2 separate regions of the Homo sapiens genome follow, and region 1 is linked to region 2. Evidence: read pairs that join two places in POLR2A ChIA-PET (ENCODE). Cell type or tissue: IMR-90. All regions are shown on one strand. Links, peaks and the distances in the headings refer to the core of each region. The heading gives the core; the rest is flanking DNA.

The links. ChIA-PET counts read pairs that join two places held together with the same protein. Peaks named below come from ENCODE experiments on the same cell type or tissue, not always from the same donor. Only the 100,000 strongest peaks of a DNase experiment are listed, where the experiment ranks them.
Region 1: POLR2A ChIA-PET joins it to region 2 with 7 read pairs; 2 of 35 experiments call an interaction of 5 or more read pairs at or near these places.

Annotation. Positions count from the first base shown.
Region 1 is chr5:110,748,778-110,755,255 of GRCh38, reverse strand. The region is part of intron 5 of SLC25A46 (solute carrier family 25 member 46); the gene reads right to left. Among named protein-coding and RNA genes, the nearest start is that of SLC25A46, 13 kb to the right of the region's middle. RefSeq lists an enhancer at 2,442-2,701. In IMR-90, for the core only: no CTCF peak of the experiment used is centred there; a DNase peak (open chromatin) is centred at 2,725.
Region 2 is chr5:110,829,444-110,838,479 of GRCh38, reverse strand. No RefSeq gene overlaps it. Among named protein-coding and RNA genes, the nearest start is that of SLC25A46, 95 kb to the right of the region's middle. RefSeq lists an enhancer at 6,067-6,600. In IMR-90, for the core only: no CTCF peak of the experiment used is centred there; no DNase peak of the experiment used is centred there.

The sequences.
Region 1 (6,478 bases), core at 455-5,454, 81 kb after region 2:
GCTGATAGAAGGGGCTGGCAGAGAAGCAAGAGGCACAACTGATTATGAAAGTAAACATGAGAAATTAAAGGAAGAAAATTAAGATGATTGGTTAAAAGAAAGAGAATAGATATGGAAACAAAGAACAGGATTAAAAAAGGCTTTACAAAGTATATAAGAATGACAATTTTTTAAAAAAGTTAAGTAACTCTAATGCAGGCTGACACATTACATTTATGTAGTACCTAATTTCTGAATTATCTTTACTTAGTACAATTACATAATTTTGTGACCATTATATTCTATTATCTTTGTGAGCACCTACTAAATGCCATGACTATGCAAAGTGCTTTGCATGAACTATTTCTAATCTTCATAATAACCCTATTTTCTCCATTTCATAGATGAGGAGATAGGATCAGAGGGGATTAATAACTCATCCAAAGCCAAGTAACCAGTTAGTGTGGAACTCTGTTCTAAACCCCGGTACTCTCTGCCTGTACTGCCTCTCATCTTATTTGATACAAAGAAGAACCTTGTGAGATAAGCAGAGCAGATATTGTCACACTTGTCTTACTGATGAGAAAAATCAGGGTCAAAAAGATCACAGGAAAATGTTCAAAGGAAACAGGCAAAAATGCCAGGTCTGGAACCAAGGTGTAGGATTTTGTGCATTCTGTCTGCTAGTTTGGTTACCTTTGGAAAACAAGAAAAGAAAGAAAAAAAAGGAAGGAAGAAAAAAAAAAGAAAGAAAGAAGGAAGGGAGGGAGGGAGGCAAGCTGAAATGAAATAGAACCAAAGGTGAAAAAAGGGAGTAAGTTCTATCAAGAGAAAAGTCCAAAAAGAGTCAAGATTATAGAGGGTAAAAAAAAAAGAAAAGAAAAAAAAAGAAAGTAAATAAGAAGAAAAAAATGAAAAGGCAGGGGAGATAGAAGAAAAATGAAAAGAAAAAGAGAAAAAAAAAACAGAAAGGGAAGTGCAAAATAAAGATAAGACTTGCTACCAACAGTTTCTCTGATGGAATGGGTACTCATTCCATCATGGCTATGGCTACAGCAGGAATCTAGATAAACATTTTCTATTTCACATGACTGAATTTGAAAAACAACAGCATATACATACATCAGAGACTTTCAGACAATAGAGCAACTACCCCCGATTTCTAAGACCTTAGAGCACCTTCTGGGCCGAACTCTGATTAAATTACTATTAGGATATTTATTTGGCCTGAACAACACAATGTAGCTGAAATCATATTATTCAATGATTAAGTCGAAAAATATAAAAAATAGATTAGGCCTCCCATCTTACTGAAAGTTACTTTATGATTATAAAACAAAATACGTTACATGCTTTGTAAATCATCTTGGCACAGCTAATACTCATGGCCTCACAAAGTATTACCACAGTTTATGACGACACCAATTTTAAGTATGAAACTGTGGTAAACACTTAGGACTGGGTAGCCTCCCCTTTAAATACAATGTCAATTCTGAGTTACCTCCCCTTTGATGACTACTGCCAATTCTTAAGATCATTAAGATAAAAGGAGACTTAAAACCAAGTATTTAAAAAAATGCTTTTGGGACTCTTCTTTGTATCTGTTCTCTACTACTTTATAAAATGGGTAAAATTTACTGTTACAGCTCTAGAAATTTAAATAAGCATACTTAAAAGCTTCAGTCACTAAACCTTTTTATAATTCATTATCAAATACCAAACATGTAAATATATCTAAATTATCTATTTCCAAGCAAAAAATGCCCTCCCTAATGAACGAAAAAATTAATAAAATTTATTCGAGTACCTTGCTTTTCTCAAAACAGTCTAGTTTTTCATTTAACAAATCAAAACACATACTCCTATGCATAATCAACACAAAAAAGGCAATAAAATTCTAAAATAACTCTGTCTCAGCAGTCTTTAATTTTCAAATGGTCAAATAGCTATCCTAATTAAAAAAAAAAAAAAAAAACTTACCCCAACCTACTCTAAACCCCTCATCTTCCAGTTACCTCTCTTCATCAATCCTAGTCAGAGCCAACCATCTAAACTTTCTGTTTCCACGTCTGTACTTTCCCACTCACCTCTGAACCCACTTCAAATTGGTTTTGAACAAAAACAGCTCTTACCAAAGTCTCCAATAATCTGCATGTCATTAAATCTGATGGACATTTTTAAGTCTCTACCTTATTTGACATTTCAGCAGCCATCAGAGCCTCTTCTCTCCTTGAAGCACTCTTTGCCCCTGTGCTCCACTAGCCCATTCTGTTGGTTTTTATCCTGCCTTCTGGTCTCTCCTGACTCCTTTTCAAGACCACCTTTCTTAACCCAGCCACCCCTTGGTTGGAGTTCCTAAGGTTCAGACTCTATTCTTCTACCATAGTGTATCCTTCTTCCCTAGCGACGCTCATATCTAGGGTTAGAGCTTCAAAATCTCCCAAATTAATTTACCTTCAGTTAAGAATTCTTTATATGCCAGCCCCATATCATGTGCCTACAGACAACTCCATCTGGATATGATAAAAGATCTGAAAATGCACTTGTACTAAAGTCCAACTTAAAATCTTTCTTTTCTACTTAAACTCTTTCAGTGTTCCCTACTCAGGAACTATTAATCAGAAAGGAAATCTATTGAATTTGAGGAAGATTTCATTGTGTTTAAAATAACGTGTGTTTAAAATAAGCAAATTCGGAGGGAACCGTTGGAGGAAAACTACAAGATGTTTACAGTGGTATAACCACAGATGTGTGATGAGTCAAAACTAAGTTGGAGTTGAACCAAATGGGTTTTGTGAGAGACTGAACCACACAGGTAGCCTTGGTTACAGGAACTCCTACCTCGCGTTAACAGTCTGAAAAAAGCCACATGTAAATTAAGTAAAGGGTACTGTGGGGGTAGAACGACACATGGTTTAACTCACTGCAACTGGGAGAGAGAACAGGGAAGGGTTTAGCAGTATCTACTGCTAAAGAGATCACACATGACGATCCTGGCTAATATATAATTTGTTAAAAAGTAATACTACTGAGAAATTATAAATTTGCTGACTTAATGAACACTAGAGATCTGCTGTTTTTCTCTTTGATTTGATCATAAACTGTATTTAAAAACCCCTAAATATTGGCAAATCTGTACTATCTCCCCTGTTCTACCTAGTAAATGTTACGCAATTAAAAAACCCCAGGCTAGGAGACCTCAGAGCTCATCCTCCTCATGTAGTAGCTTCTGTGAACTGCTGTTAATGTTTTGTGACCTTGTTTGCTCCTTCTTCCCATTAATAGGATACAGAAACAAACTCTGCCTTCTTCCCATTAATAGGAAAGGTCAAATCTGCCCAAAGAAGAATAAATAATTTTTTAAAAGATATTCACACTATACTTCAAAAAAACAGCTTCATTTGACAACTAGTTACACAAGCCCAAATACAAGAAGTCATTCTTCATACTGCCTTCTCTTTGATCTACCATTCCTAAAGCATCACCAAATTCCCTCAGTTTGACCTAAGTATATTTCAAAACTGTCCACTTACCTCTATCTCAAAAGATACCACCCTGATCTTAGCCACTATCTTTTCTTACCTTTATTATTGTAATAGAATACTAAGATGTCTCCTTTTATTCACTTTGGTCCTCATACAACCTTTTCATCTACAGTTACAATGACCCTTTGAAAACAAATCTGATGTCACTGACCTTACTGAACCTCTTCAATATTCTTAAAATGGCCTACAGGGCCACACATGTTCTGGCTCCCACCTGCTCTGTACCCTTACCCTTGGCCAGAGCTCCAGCCATGTGAGGCTTCTCTCAGTTACACCTGAATTCTCTAGGCTCCCCACTGCAACAGCATTTTTGTACAAACTGGTATGTACCTCCTAATTACCACTCTGATCTACCTTAAGTGTCATGTTACTAGGGACACTGTTTCTAGCCCTTTAATACTTTCATGGAACTATATTCTTTTGCTTCAGAAAACAAATTTCAATTTGCAATTATTCATTAATGGAATTATTGTTCTTAGTGAATGTACTTTTATTAGATTCTGAGCTTCCTGGCAACAGTTACCTTTTGTTTATTTTCCTCACTGTAAACCCGGTTTTTAGCACAGAACCTGGCACATAGTAAGTACTCAGGAAATGTTAGCCAAGTAAATGAATGAATTAATGAGTGGGCCTTATCACCAAAATTATCCAAGTAGAACAATGCAATAGAGGTTACTATTTTGTCTTCTTTGGAAAGATTCAAAATGATGAAAATATATTCCCACTCAGTTGACATGTCTGTCTACTGAGTAAGAAAGTTAGATGATAAAATTTTATAAAGTCCTATGCCTTCCCATTCCTATTTTTCTTTTTTCTTCCCTGTAGCCTGAAATTAATGTTATTCCTTCATCTCTGCTTTAGAGAGGCAACATTACTTGCATAAGGTCCCAGAAATAAAAAGTGGAATAGCCAGGACCTGAACCAATAGTGTTCTGGTTGCAAATATAGTCAACCCTCCATATCCATGGGTTCCACATACATGGATTCAGGCAACTACGGATTTACAATATTTATTTAAAAAAGGGATAGTTGCATCTGTACTGAATGTGTACAGAGTTTTTTTCTTTCTTGTCATTATTCCCTAAACAATATAGAATAACAACTATTTACATAGCATTTACATTGTATTTGGTATTACAAGGAATCAAGAAATGATTTAAAGTATACAGGAGGTTATGTACAGGTTGTATGCAAATACAACACCATTTTATAAAAGGGACTTAAGCATCTCTGGATTTTGGTATCCACTGGGGGTCCTGGAATCAATCCCCTACAGATATGAGGAACAACTGCATTGAATTTTTTTCACTCTACCAAATGGAATTTCCTGCATTTTGTTATTTTTTTACAGAATTGTTTGTTAAAGAATTTCAAGAATATTTGACTATAAGTACTAACTTGGGATCTTATCTAGTGATATAAAAGCAATAAAGTGAATAGTTAGCCAAACAACGAAATACAGATTTTTAAAGAATAAAACAAGAAACTCTGAGCTGCCCAAATGTTGCTGACCTTTCTAATCTTTGTTTTGTTTCAAACGTTTTAGCAAAGTTTATTTAAGGCACTTCAAGACTACGAGGTCCTTCAAAAGCAATCACATTGGAAAAAAGCTTACTATCAGTTTCTCTTGCTTTCATTTCCTTCCCTGTAAGGACTAAATCCCAACATTGGGCATATGCGTTACACTAGTAGCTATGCCTTCAACTATCTCACTTCTTTAACAATGCAAAAAATTCACCTTGCCAGAGAATAAATTTGGATTAACAAACCATTCCAAAGCCTTTAACATTATCGATAGGATGATATACAAAAATATAGTGCTGATATAGAAAATCAGAGTAATGCCAAATAGCACCTTAAAAATTTCTAATTTCCAATATTACCTATTAACATTCCTTTCATATACTCTTTGTAAGATTCCTTTGTTACCCATCATTGTGACTGTCCCAAATGTGTATCATTCCTCTCATGCTTTTCTACTACAACCCCAATGCTTATCATTTTTTCACCAAATAACCCTGTATCCTGCTTCACAGAGAAAAGAGAGACCCAAAAGCAAATTTCCCTAATTTCTCTACCCTCTCTCTCAAATGTATCTACACTTCTAATTCTCCCATTTTTGGTTTCTAGAACATGATTGTCCTACATCTTATGCTATTTCCAATTTGTCTGAGGCCCTCTCTAATTTCTCTCATTATCTCCCCCAACTACCCCCCTTCCCACCGCTCCCACACACACACGGCACACATGTATGCCTAGGATTCTGTCCTTGGTCCATTTTATTCATTTAATCTATGCTTTCTCCTTAGGTGATTTCATCTATCCTAAGCTTCAGCTGCTACTTTTATGCCACAATACCCAAAGCTCTCCCTGTGCTTCAATTTTCTATTTTTTTTTTTTTACTCTGATCCATGGTTCCAACCAAATATGAGACATGTCCCTCTCCCTCAATGTCTTGCAAGAATCTCAAACTTCATTTATTGAAAGATAAATTCTTTATCTTCTTCCCTACTCCAACTTTTTCTTCTTCTTGAATTCTCCATCTTGGTTAACATTTTCCAATCTAGAAATCTCAGTCACTACTGACAACTCATTCTCTCCTATCTCCAATTACCAAGCTAACATAATGACCATCGACTATACTTCAGAAATGTCTAGCCAGCTCATCCCTTTCTGTTCTGTTCCACAGTTCAGAACCTTCTCAGCCTCGCCTAGATTATTACAATAGATCTCCATAAATCTGTCTATACAACTCCATTTATTTTATACTGCCATTTGAATATATCTTGATCAGAACATCTATATATTAAAAAAAGAAACACATTCCAAACCCATAGAGAATAAACTTAAAAAGGCACAATCGTATTTTAATGTAGCACCTCAGCTTCTTTTCCTGATATTCAATTTCATACATACCCAATATTCCAAACATAAGACACTTCTTTTATTACCTA
Region 2 (9,036 bases), core at 2,465-7,464:
AAGAACTTGACTTGCTGAGTCTTCTGGTCTTCATCTTTCTCCTGTGCTGGATGCTTCCTGCCTTCGAATATCGGACTCCAAGTTCTTCAGCTTTTGGACTCTTGGAAATTACACCTGTGGTTTGCCAGGGGCTCTTGGGTCTTTGGCTACAGACTGTCAGTTTCCCTACTTTTGAAGTTTTGGGGCTTGGACTGATTCACCACTGGCTTCCTTGCTCCTCAACTTTCAGATGGCCTATTGTGGGACTTTACCCTGTGATCATGTAAGTCAACTCTCCTTAATAAATTCCCTTTCATATATACATATATCCTACTAGTTCTGTCCCTCTAGATAACCCTGACTAATACAGGCAATAAGAATGAATGAACCAAAGTGAAGTAAATACGTTGATTAAAAGGAAGCATATGAGTCTTTCTTTTCCAGGTTCTAGTCTGACATGAAAAGAGCTTGAAAGTCATCATTCCTGTCCTCACCACAAAAAGAAAATTGAACAAACTGAAAATCAAGATCCCTTTTTAGGCCCACAAAGAATTGAGGTCACAGGACAAACTGCTGCCCTGAAAACTGGAGGGAAGGGGGTTACAAAGAACCCTAACTTACCTTACTGGAAGCAGCAGCCCAGGAGAAAAAGCTTTCAGATGGAGCCAGCATCAGTAGGAATACTTGAACTTTATTTGATAAATTCTAGAGGCTCAGTGTAGACTAGCTTGAGAATTAAAAATTCTGGAAGGTATTTTTGGAAGTCCCCAAACTTTTATGAGCTTTGCCTATAGGATCCCCGCCTGGTTCTTATTGTGAAGACTGAAGAAAAATCTATTCATGCTTCTGGCAGGGGAAGGGAAACTATAACCATTTAAAAATATATCCAGAGCTCTCTGTTCTCCTTAACAAAGGTCTACCCTTAGAAAAATATTTTATCAGAACCTAACAAACTTGAGTTTTGCCAGAGCCTAACTGACCCGAGTGGGTCCTAGAGGACTTGGATTTGGTAATTTTTCCCTTCTTTGGGGAAGGGAAACACCCAAATAAAGTCCTCTCTGGCCTTGCTATCTCACCTAAGTAATGAATTTTTTTAAAAAGCTGAGAAGCCCTTGTGAAGGTCACAGCCCAGGGACACAGGTTTTCTAAAAGACTGAGATATAATCATAGGATTATAAAATGCTTCTCATTTCCTCATATTCTACCACCATATCAATAGGACTTTTGTGGAATAATAGGAGGTATAGCTGAAAGAGCTGTAAGACTCTGGCTCTATTTAAGAAGGAATATTTATTTATTTTATTATTACTTAATAATAAATTCAGGCTGGAGTGCAGTGGCACAGTCACATCCAGGCTGTAGTGCAGTGGCATGATCACAGTTCACTACAACCTTGGCCTCCTGGGCTCAAGGGATTCTCCTGCTACAGCTGGGACTGTGGCAAGCCAGATTTCCATTAGCAGTCAGAGCATCCAGCGTCCACTAACCCTTGGCTGTAATTCTGATGAATGCATAAGTTAAACATTAGAGAACTGTTGAAGCTGTGCCTGAATATGAGGGCTGGAATATAAAAACAAATCCATTAAGATCCTGCCTGGGTTTTATCAGACCCTATAGCCTGATTTAATGATAAAAGCATTTTTACACATACACCTTGTACTAGGGTCCACTTAAGATTACACTTTCCAAGGTTTTAGAGAAAACATTCCAGACCCTAGACCCTAGTTAAAGATTAGATATAGATTAAGTAAAACAATACTGCCTGTGGGTGCACTCCCATCCATATGCATAGAGCTTAAAATGTATATAAGCACTGAAGAAAATCTTGTAACTTTGAGTTAGTCTGGTGAATTTCTTCCACCTTTTCCCTGTGGTGGGTTACAGAAATAAATTCTCTTCTTTCCCAGTCCATCTGCATCTTGTTATTGGACCATGAGACTACGCAGACATACCTCATTCTGTCCAGGAAAAGGGCCACAGGTGCATACCACCACACCTGGCTAACTTTTGCATTTTTTTGTAAAAATAGAGTTTCACCATGTTGCCCAGGCTGGTCTCAATATCCTAGGCTGAAGCAATCCTCCCCGCTCAGCCTCCTGAAGTGCTGGCATTACAGCCATCAGCCACTGAGCCCAGCCAGAAAGAATCATTAGAAAAACCAAAGACTACAGAGGAGACAAAAATAAGGACACTAGAGGAAATTTTAACCCCTGACACCACAGCTATAGCAAACAGTAAACAATGTCAAACTCAGCCAAATAAATATAAAATCTCACACTAAAGGACTATTCACATCATTTTTTTTTTTACCCAATACATTCTGTACATCTTTCAGAAAACATTTTCAAGGCTGTGAGAGGCAAAAACAAACAAAATATCATAGTCTGAACAGACAAAGCAAACATAAGAACTAGAGTCAGACATTAAGGACTTTGGAATTATCAGACCAAGAATTTAAAGTAACTGATTAGTGTGCTAAAGTCTCTAATGTAAAAAGTGGACAACATGTAAGAACAGATGGGTAATGTAATAAGGGAGATGAAAACTCTAAGAAAAAAACAAAAGAAAAAGCACCGTAATAGAAATGAAGAATGCTGTTGGTGGGCTGAATGTGACACCAGACATTGCTGAGGAAAGAATTAATGAACTTAAAGATATAAAAAATATAAACTCCTCAAAATGGAATAGACAGTTATAAAATATGTAACATAGGCATAAAGAAAATACAAGAAAGAAAGAGACAGGTGGAGGGAGGGAGAGAGTGAACAAGGTAGGAAAGGAAGAAAGGGAAGAAAAGAAGAGAAAAGAAAAGATGGGAAAGGGGTAGAGGAAATAATTGAAGTCCTTGAGATAGTTTGCTGAGAATGATGGTTTCCAGCTTCACCCATGTCCCTACAAAGGACATGAACTCATCATTTTTTATGGCTGCATAGTATTCCATGGTGTATATGTGCCACATTTTCTTAATCCAGTCTATCATTGTTGGACATTTGGGTTGGTTCTAAGTCTTTGCCATTGTGAATAGTGCCGCAATAAACATACGTGTGCATGTGTCTTTATAGCAGCATGACTTATAGTCCTTTGGGTATATACCCAGTAATGGGATGGCTGAGTCAAATGGTATTTCTAGTTCTAGATCCCTGAGGAATCACCACACTGACTTCCACAATGGTTGAACTAGTTTATAGTCCCACCAACAGTGTAAACGTGTTCCTATTTCTCCACATCCTCTCCAGCACCGGTTGTTTCCTGACTTTTTAATGATTGCCATTCTAACTGATGTGAGATGGTATCTCATTGTGGTTTTGATTTGCATTTCTCTTGGTTTCTAATTTAAACAAGTGACAACTTACGTTATAGAGTACTGGGGAGGAGCAGGTTTGCACAAGACGATAAGGATCTGTTTTTTTTTTTTTTCTATGTTCAGTTTCATGTGCATGTAGGAAATTCAGAGGTATTGAGTGAGCCATTGAGTAAGCCTATTTACTAATGAATAAAGCTCAGGAAAGATAAATGAGAGGGAGATAAGTTTAGATTAATCAGACAACAGCAAGTTCTCACAATATTGTTGACAGGTTACTGAAAACTGCAACTTTAAGCAAAACAATGTGTAACAAAACCCATTTTACCACAAGCAAATTTATATAAACAAAAGTTCCTATGGTATAATTCTAGTCACAAAAACTTTACCAAACTTCTCAATGAAGACCAAAACACTAATAGTAAACATTGAAATAAATGTGAGCTATACATGCTTAAGAATGATTAATAAAAACAGGAAAGATAATTATTTACCCAGAATTGAGGGTGGCTATAGCCTATCCTGATAGCTCAGGGTGCAAGGTGGCCACCAATCCTGGACAGGACACCATCCTATTGCAAGGTACACACACACACACACTCGCTCAGATTGGGACAATTTAGACATGCCAGTTCACATGACATACACATTTTTGGAAGGTACCAGTGTACCTGAAGAAAACCCACGCAGACATGGGGAGAATGTGCAAACTCCATACAGATGGTGGATCTAGCCAGAAACTGATTTTTTTTTTTTCTCATCAACATATAACCAAACAACATTGAATGCAACAATGCTATTCAAGGACTTGCTGTATAGGATGGAATTGAAGTCATAGGAGTAGATGAGATTACTGAGTACAACTGTGTAGAGAAAGAAGAGAAGAGGGTCTAGGACAGAATCCTTAGGAATACCAACATTTTAGAGAAAGTCAAAAGAAAACTTCACAAAAAATATTGAATGAGAGAAGTCAGAGTAGTAATTGGAAACCTGAAGAGAGGAGTATGTTTAGAGGCAAGAGAAGAAAGCCTTGGAAGAAAGAATGTGAAGTTAATAGGATCAACTGTAGCCAAGGTCAATATTGAAAAGTGTCACTTGAATTTAATATAAAGTTGTTCTTTCTAATCATGAAAAAATTATGGAGATGATTTTGGTGGAGTTGGGGTCGAAGCCAGATTGTGATGGGTTTTTAAATGAATTATAGGGAGAAGAATATCTTGACACAAGAACTGCAGGAAGTGTGTTTCTGAAGGGGAAGACACATGGAGAGACATAGACTGGGAGCTGAAGGAAGACATGGAATCTGGAGAAGTTTTCTGTTTTATACTTTTATGATGGGAGACACAGAGTATATTTAAATACTAGTTCAAAAGTGCCTGTGGAGGGAAATGGTAAATTTTAGGTGTGAGAGGAGATCCTGAGTAGATGGAAGAGATGACATCCAAATAGCATGTAAAGGAATTAAGTCTAAGCAAGATTATTCTCCTCTTTTTTTAACTTTTTAACTGAGGATGAAAATATTTTTTCAGGTTATAGATCAGGAATTCTTATGTTTCTATTTTATAAATTAAATAGGAGAAGTCATTGGCACAGGACTTTGGTGAAGTCTGAGTATATCATATGAATTTATAGTTTTAGCAATATGTATGCTAATGTAACTCTTCTACAAAATCTAGTCACTTACATGTTGTAATGGACAACGTAAATTCTTGGATTGATCCAGAACTGTGATATTGCCAGATTGGTGCAATAAAAAGATAGTTGAGATGATTACCAAGACATTTAAATGCCATGAAAACAATACTGAAAAGAAAATGACAGAAACATGGATAATGGAGCTTATAGATAGTCAGAAAGTTAGTACATACCATCTAACTCACAGGATTATTTGAAATTAAATTAATTCATATTTTTAAAGCTTGTAAAATAGTGCCTGACATATAATATATATTCAATGAATGTTATTTTCCACCTGTCAGAGATTTCCAAATCTCTGTGAGTCAGATGTTATTTCCTCCTTGTGTATAGATGAGCCAATTGAGGACCCAAAATATATAGTAAGTGGTAGGGATGTGATTTAGAACTCAGGAAATCTGGCTACAGAGCCTATGCCATTAACTACTATGCTACGTAATCACCTGATCTGCACCATGTAGTGAAATAATAAAGGGAATGAGCTGAAGGGTTAGGGGTTTGCAGTTAGAAAGGAGGATGTCTGAATTCATGATTTCAGAAGTAGAGCAGTTCTCAGTGACTATTAGATTTAGGGCGCAGCCATGAAACTAAATGGTTGAAATGTAATGAAGGTCACTAGGGATAAGGAAGTGAAATTTAGAGCGTTGTGAGAGTGAAACAAGGAGTAAGTTTGTAATAGCCATGACGCAGAAATCCACATAGAATCAGTTTTGCATGAATAATGAAAAAACCTATTGAAGAATATTGAGGTCCTAGCTCATATTGAGTACATTTAGTTTTGAAGAGGAAGTAATTGAATAAAACTGAAGTGTGTCTCCAGGAATCATTGGTACTCCAGGGGAGAGAAAAGAAAATACAGTACTGAATTTGTAACTGCCTGAGGAGTTCTTCCTGCCCATGCATAATGAAAAACTACAGCATTGTAGTAGAGAAAGAGTTTAGTAGACACTAGGATGGACAAGTCGTGTGGGAGACGAAGTTTGTACTCAAATCATCTCCTCAGAAGCTCGTAGGTTAGGGGTTTTTCAAAGGCAGTTTGGAGGACGGGGTCGGGTGGCCAGATAACAGATGCTTGCTGCTAATTGGTTGGGTGGAGATAAAATCATAGAGGGTGAAAGCTGTCCTCCTGTGGGCTGAATCGCCTCTGAGTGGGGCCACAGGAGCAGAGTCCAGGTGGAGCCATGGGTATCAGACATGCCAAAAACCTGGAAAGATTTCTCAAAAGGCAAATCTACAATAGTAGTGTTATTTGCAAGATTAATTGGGGTAGATGCATCTCTTATGACCTCCAGAATAATGGCTGATAATCCTTTATGCCTACACCTTAGCAGGACTCAGACTTCTCTCCTCCGCCCAGCTTGATGGCCTCTCATTAACTTTACAAAAGTGGTCAAGTCTTCGGGCAAGGCTATTATCATTTAAACTACAGCCTAAATGTCTTCCAAAGTTAATTTGGGGAATAATTAAGGGAAAAGCAAGAAAAGTCAGCCTAGTATTATAATTTTTCTCACTGATATAAGTTTTGCAAAGGTAGTTTCAGCTTTAATTGGGGTTGGCAATGGCAATGTGGTCACTACAGATTTGTAATGGATTAATAAGGAATTGTAGGGCACTATTGGAGGGAAAGTTGAAATTGTTGATCATGGGTGTGAGCTTGGAAAAGAGGCTACAAGGCTAGGAGAGAGATATGGAATTGGAAATTAGAGAGCAGTCAGTGGAATAGGGGTTAGCATAAAGGCCAACATCAAGCTTATCAGGAATGAGTAGATAAAAAATCTGGAATGACTAAATGTATTTAAGAATGAAAATTCAGCCTATTTTTGTAGATGTGCTTCATGGGATGACAATCCAAATTGTAGCCATGTTTGCTAATAGCTGAAAAATGAAGACAAACTTCATGGTTTGAAGACATCAAGTAAATCTGTGAAAAGAGGATTTTATAAAGATCATTGATGTGGATCCTGAAGTTACAAGACAGAGAAAGGAGTAGTGAATGACCCAAATAATAAAGTCATTAAAGAAGGTGATGATTTCTTTTGGTAGGGTAATAACTGAGAGTTGAAATAATGGAATAATCTTGGAGTAAAGACACCTCAAAGTCAAGGGAGTTTAGTACAAGTGTAATGTGGAAATAGAAAGGGGCAATGAGACTAAAAAATGGAAAAAGTGACCTTCTTTTGAAAGGACTGCAAAAGTGATATCATTGATGGAATATAAATATTAAAGTAAGGAAGAGAAAGGATTAATTAACAATGTGGACATTTGCTTAAAATAGAAGTTTAAGGGAGCAAGGTGAAATATGCTATTATAAACCTGAAAGTGAGGAAATTGATAGAGCTGAGAATAAGAAGAGATTAACAGAATAGATATGAGAATTTGAGATGATTGAGAAATAAACTGAGGGTATTCAAACTGAAGTATGTATGTGTTTGAGAGGTGGGCAAAGAAAAGAAGGAGCACCTGAGTTCTGTTAAGTTGAAATGAGTCTAGCATCAGAGTGATGCAGGATTTTTCTTGATCACTTTTGTCAGCTGGAGATACCCAGCTGGCAAGACCCTTGCCTCTCCTCGATCTGCAGCTTTGGGGCTGGCTCAACTCCCCCACTATTTCTGTCATGTGGGGCGGCTGCCCTCCATCAGCAGAGAGAAGAGGGCCACTATGTTACAGCCTCCTCTGTACCCACATTCAGTGGGTTCCAAGCTCTTCTCTCATGTCTAAGAATGAGGATACGCTTCTAACCAAAGACTGAGGGGGCCAGAAAATAATTTTGTTGAGTGACGAAACAGCTCTCAGCAGAGAGGGGCTGCACCGACATTGGGTGGTTTCTATCTCAGTGTGGCTGGGTCCAGGGCATTTATAGGCTCAGAATGGGGAGGGCACACTGATTGGTTTGTGAGTATTCAAAAAAGGTTAAAACAAAGACACCACTCAAAGGTGGGCATGGCAGTGTAAAAAACCAATTAGGGAAGGGTAGATATATATAAAATAGGTGAAAGGTGGGAATCAATCAGAGAAAAACATGCCAAATGGGAAGACAGATTATCAATCTGGTCCATAGATTTGACTTGCAGCTTGGCTTTTGGGCTTTAAACTGTCCTTTGCGTGGAGGTGGGGTTTTACTGGGGACCCACCCCTATCTGCCTAGGCACTTGTCTGCCTCCTGCCTCTATCATTCCCTGCTCTGAAGAGGTACATCTAACTACCATTAGGATAACGATGATGACCCATCTTAACTCTTTCCTGCTTACAGGCAGTGCTGTTTTGGGAAGATGGCAGATTTTTCTTACAGGCCTATCTAAGGGTCTCCAGGAAAAGGGAGCCATCAACTGAAAATCAAGTTGCATTATCATTTGGAGTTTGATGGCCTGAAGGTGAGAAAAACAAACTGTGTTATTAGAAGACATGAATTAAAACAGAACATGGGGCTAAAGACAGCTCAAAAATCCTTAGACTGCCAACATGCCAAGGTAACTAGTGGCTATAGTTATGCCTGCTAAGATTTGGGTGTTTGGTGCTTGCCTTTTGTTAGCTTCCTTGGTCTTATTTTCTTAAACAGAAACCTCCAGGTTATGGGCATCCCATTTACCTAATCACCTGGCAGGATTTGCAGGATAATTGCCCAAAATTACAATATTGATCCAGATTTTTACATTACCCATTCCTTTTGTTTCTACTGAGCTGCAGCCAGAGATCACTGATTGGTTCACAGAAATAAGCAGGGTTAGTCTGAAATGTAGACAAATACTTAAAAACAACTAATGAGACTAGAATTTAATGACAAGTGTATGATACATTTTGAAACATATTTTTTCTCTCTCCAGTCCTCATTTTTGTTAAAAACAAATCATGATAGGACTGATTCTTTGCAAAATAAACTTTAGTCTTATACTTTGCCTGATTATTTGCATAAAGTGCAGCAAGAATAATTATTTTCACAAAGGTTTTTTAAATTGGCTCTGATGGAACTCTGTTCCACAATGAATCTGAGATAAGGCCTTTTAAAGCCAAGCCCAGACATGGGTTTGTACCCTCAAATATGTATGAGTTGAGTAAATTCCTCT